Regions from separate parts of the Homo sapiens genome. Here region 2 is linked to region 1. A link is a loop called in an ENCODE intact Hi-C map of the cell type or tissue named here. Cell type or tissue: psoas muscle. All regions are shown on one strand. Region 1 overlaps DCAF6 (DDB1 and CUL4 associated factor 6). Region 2 overlaps DCAF6 (DDB1 and CUL4 associated factor 6).

Evidence for each region. A loop is a pair of places that touch in the nucleus more often than their neighbours do. Peaks named below come from ENCODE experiments on the same cell type or tissue, not always from the same donor. Only the 100,000 strongest peaks of a DNase experiment are listed, where the experiment ranks them.
Region 2: a loop joins it to region 1, with 2.3 times the contacts of the local background. A loop is called at or near these places in 10 of 110 quality-filtered maps.

Annotation. Positions count from the first base shown.
Region 1 is chr1:167,996,076-167,998,575 of GRCh38, forward strand. The region is part of intron 7 of DCAF6 (DDB1 and CUL4 associated factor 6); the gene reads left to right. Among named protein-coding and RNA genes, the nearest start is that of MIR1255B2, 1.3 kb to the right of the region's middle. RefSeq lists an enhancer at 325-384. In psoas muscle, no CTCF peak of the experiment used is centred here; no DNase peak of the experiment used is centred here.
Region 2 is chr1:167,941,546-167,944,045 of GRCh38, forward strand. The region is part of intron 1 of DCAF6 (DDB1 and CUL4 associated factor 6); the gene reads left to right. Among named protein-coding and RNA genes, the nearest start is that of MPC2, 5.7 kb to the left of the region's middle. In psoas muscle, no CTCF peak of the experiment used is centred here; no DNase peak of the experiment used is centred here; H3K4me3 peaks cover 697 bases; H3K27ac peaks cover 926 bases.

The DNA.
Region 1 (2,500 bases):
GTAAAAGTTTGTTGTATGATTTTGTCTTATGTTTCCATAATATTTTTGTATTTTCTCAATTTGTGGAGGCCTTTCTATTTCCTTACCGCCTCTAATAATTTCTTTCATTTTTTTCCCCCTTCTTTCTTTGGTTCATTCTTTTGTCTTAATTTTTTTTGTACTTTCTGTTTTCCCTTATTTTTCTATCCTTTTTTCTTTTTATCATCTCTCTTTTCTTCTTTTTGACAGTTTACCACCTGCCCTACCCCATTATTGGGCTTCTTTGTTGAATTCATTCTTTCATTTTCTTCTGGTCCCCATAGCTTGTGCCTAAAAATATACTCCAGATCTGACTACTGCTTACCACCACCCTTGCTGCATTACCACCCTGATCCGAGCTATCAGCATCTCTGGCATGACCTATCCCCCTTTGTAGTTGATTTTGCTAGCTTTCTAACCAGTCTTCCTGCTTTCACTTCCTACAGCCCTATAGCTATACAGCATTCAAAGTGATCCTTAGAAACATAAGTTAAATCATGCCGCTCTTCTCATCAACATTCTAAGTGGCTCCCTGTCGGACCTAAAGCAAAACTGAAGTCCTTATGGTGGCTTCAAGATCTTATATTATCTGGTCCTAATTATTACTTCTACTGTTTTCTTCTTTACTGTGCTCTAACCACATCTACTTGCTTAGTAACTCAGGCCAAGCATGACTCTATTTTAGGATTTTGCATTTACTCTGCCTGAAATGCTCTTCCCTGGATACCTGGATTTTTTCTTCCCTGTGTATTTCAGGTCTTTGCTTATGTAACCTTCTTGGTGAAGCCCTACTTCACCATCCTATTTAAAATCACGGCCTTTAACTGATACTACCTATCCCCTTTTCTACTTTATTTCTCTCCATAACAGTAACTTTCTATGTATATTTTGCTTTTTCATTTCATGTGTTGTTTGCTCCATCGGGCTGTAAATTCTGTGACATTGGGGATTTTTTGTGTGTTTTGTCCATTGTTGTTTTCCAATACCTGTAATAGTACCTGACATATAAAAGGTGCTCAAAAAATATTTGGTGAATGAAACGCCATTTTCAGTATTCTTGCCTAGGTTATTTCACATACTCAGAAAGTCAAATTTGAGATTGTTTTTAATTTGAAGATTTTATTCTATAAATAATTGCTGAGGTTGTAAAACCAGTTCTTTGGCTATGTAATATAAAAATTCCTCTCTGTTGAAACCATGAAGCAAGATTCTATTATATTGTTTTAAGAATAGTTCGTATGAAGGATGAAGCCCTCTCCTTTTGGGAGTGATTAGTTGTTTGAGAATTTGCACAGCTGCCACATTAAGCTTTGTTCTGGTTATTCCCTGTCACACACTTACGTCTTCCTGTGTAGATTTTACTATTCTCAGTTGCCTTTAGCCATACTTACACATAATATGGAATTTATGGGGATTTTTTTTTCTGTCTCCTTTGCTCAGGATGCAAAGATTTTTTTCTATTCATGTTACTAGGTATGGTTTCCAGAAGAAATCAGAAAATTCACTGTTAAGTGTCACCAAGTTTTTATCAAAACCTGTTTAATTTTCAGGAAAAAAAAATCAATGAATGCTGTTTTTAAAAAATAAATAAAAATAAAAAGAGTGACCCACAGGATGGGAGAAAATGTTTTGCAGATCATGTGTCTGGTTACAGTTTAGTATCCAGAATGTATAAGGAACACTTACAGTGCAACAATAAAAAGACAAATATCCAAACTTAAAAATAGGTAAAGGATTTGAATATATAATACTTTTTTTTCCCCAGAGAAGACATATAATAGAAATGGCAATAAGTACATAAGGAGATACTCAACGTTATTAGTCCTCAGGGAAATGCAGATCACAACCACAGTGAGATATCACTTCATACCCACTAGGATGACTAAAATAAAAAAGACAGACAATAACAAGTTTTGACAAACATGTAGAGAAATTGGAACCCTCAAAAAATTAGAGTTATTATATGAGCCATACTTCTCCTCCCAGATATACAGGCTTCTCTTGGAGATATTGCAGGTTTGGTTCTAGACCATTGCAATAAAGTAAATATTGCATTAAAGCAAGTCACACAGATCTTTTGGTTTCCCAGTGCATGTAAAAGTTATGTTTATACTGTACCATAGTCTGTTAAGTGTGCAATAGCATTATATCTTAAAAACCAATGTATATACCTTAATTTAAAAATACTTCATTGCTAAAAAGTGCTAACAATCATCTGAACCTCAGTAAGTTGTATTCTTTTTGCTGGTGGAGGGGCTTACCTTAATGTTGATCACTGCTGACTGATCAGAGTGGTGGTTGCTGAAGGTTGGGGCTGTGACAGTTTCTTGAAATAAGACATCAGTGAAGTTTCTGCATCGATAGACTCTTCCTTTCATAAAAGATGTATTTGTAGCTTGTAACGGTGTTTGATAGCTTCTTACACACAATAGAACTTTTCTCCAAATTGGAGTCAGTCCTTTCAAACCCTGCTGCTGCTTTA
Region 2 (2,500 bases), 55 kb before region 1:
CTTACTAGATGGGATGCATTCTGTTTTTTTTCATATTGTTACAACTGTTGGTGTTGAACTGGTAGAGTACGCACTAATGAGTCTCAGCTTGAGGTTTGGAAAATTGTTCTAGATGGTGTGTAGTTCTTGTAATTTAATGTTGCTTCAGGTTTAAGGTGGGCAGGCTTCCCCAAGTACTTGAAGGAGATTAAAAAAATTTTTTTTTAAACACTGCTGATGGCTCCACAGGGAAAATGTAAATAGTGAAACTTCATGTACATCTTGGACAAAATAACTAGGGTCGAACACTTTTAAATAGATATCTATTGTGGGATTGCTGACTTGTATGGTAAGTATGTTTAACTTTATAAAAAACTTCCAGACTGTCTTCCAAAGTAATTCTACCATACTGCATTCCCACCAGCAGTATATGAGAGTTCCAATTGCTCCACATTCTCATCAGCATTTGGTGTAGTGAGTCTTCCTAATTGTAGCCTTCATGGTAGGCGTGTAGAAATATATCATTGTTTTAATTTGCATTTCTCTTTTTTTGTTTTTGAGACGGAGTTTCGCTCTTGTCGCCCAGGCTGGAGTGCAATGGCATGATCTTGGCTTACCGCAACCTCTGCCTGCTGGGTTCAAGAGATTCTCCTGCCTCAGCCTGCCAAGTAGCTGGGATATGGGCATGCGCCACCATGCCCAGCTAATGTTGTATTTTTAGTAGACATGGGGTTTTGCCATGTTGGTCAGGCTGGTCTCGAACTCCTGACCTCAGGTGATTGACCTGCTTCGGCCTCCCAAAGTGCTGGGATTACAAGCATGAGCCGCTGCGCCTGGCCTTTAATTTGCATTTCTCTAGTGGTTAATGATGTTGAGTATCTTTTGTGGCTTTTGTTTTTGTCATCCATATAGTCTGGTTAAATGTTCAGGTTTACCTTTTTAATATTGTAAGAATTCTATAATTCTTTATATAACAGTCCTTAATCAGATATGTACTTTACAAATATTTTCTGTCAGTTTATGTCTTTTTCTTAACAGGTTCTTTTATAGTTCATACTTTTTATGTCCTATCTAAGAATCTTTACCTAATCCAAGGTAACAAAGATTTTTACTTTTTTTTTCCTGGAGATTTTATCTTTTTACCTCTTACATTTAGGTCTGTGAACAATTTCGAGTTAAGTTTTACATATGTTGTAAGAGTCAAGTTTCATTTCTTTGCATATTAATGTGCAATTGATCTAACAGTGTGTGGAAAGACTACTTTTTTCCCTTTGTTGAAAATCAATTGACCATAAATGTTTAAGTCAATTTCCTAGCCACATTCCATTGATCTAGCTTCATGTCTTTATACCGAGGATTGAAATCAGCTAGTGTGATACTTTAAACTTGGTCTTTTTTTTGAGACAGAGTCTTGCTCTGTCACCCAGGCTGGAGTGCAGTGGCTCGATCTTGGCTCACTACAAGCTCCGCCTCCTGGGTTCACACCATTCTCCTGCCTCAGCCTCCCGAGTAGCTGGGACTACAGGCACCCGCCACCACGCCCGGCTAATTTTTTTGTATTTTTTTAGTAGAGATGGGGTTTCACCGCGTTAGCCAGGATGGTCTCGATCTCCTGACCTTGTGATCTGCCCGCCTTGGCCTACCAAAGTGCTGGGATTACAGGCGTGAGCCACCGCGCCTGGCCGAAATTTGGTCTTTTTTAAAAAAATTTATAGTTATCCTGGCTATTCTGAACCCTTTCTATTTCCATAAAAATTTTAGAACTAGCTTGTCAATTTCTACAAAAAGACTTGGGATTTTGTGTTGAATCTATATATTATTTCAGGGAGAACTGACATGTTTACAATATGAATCTTCTCATCTGTGGTTCTGGTTTGTCTCCGTGTATTAAGCATTCTTTGATTCTCTCAGCAGTGATTTGTATTTTTTGGTGTTAGGTTTATCCTTAAATATTTCATATTTGTAATGCTATTTTAGATGATATTTTTATTTATTTTTACTTTTTATTTGTACAAATTTATGGGTACATATGCAGTTTTGTTACATGCATAGATTATGCTGCAGTCAAGTGAGGGCTTTTAAGGTATCCATCACCTGAATAACGTTCTTTGTCCTCATTAACGAATTTCTCATCATCCTCCCACCTCCTCATTCTTCCACTCCATTATGTATCATTCCACTCTGCATCTGTGTGAACACGTTTGTTTAGAACACACTTATGAGTCAGAACATCATACTTGTCTTTGTGTGCCTGGTTTGTTTAACCTAAGATAATGACCTCTAGTTCCATCCACGTTGCTGTATATGTCATGATTTCATTCATTTTTTTTTTGAGATGGAGTCTCACTCTGTCGCCCAGGCTGTAGTGCAGTGGTGAGATCTCGGCTTACTGCAAGTTCCGCCTCCGAGGTTCACGCCATTCTCCTGCCTCAGCCTCCCAAGTAGTTGGGACTACAGGTGCCCGCCACCACACCTGACTAACTTTTTTTTTGTATTTTCAGTAGAGACAGGGTTTCACAGT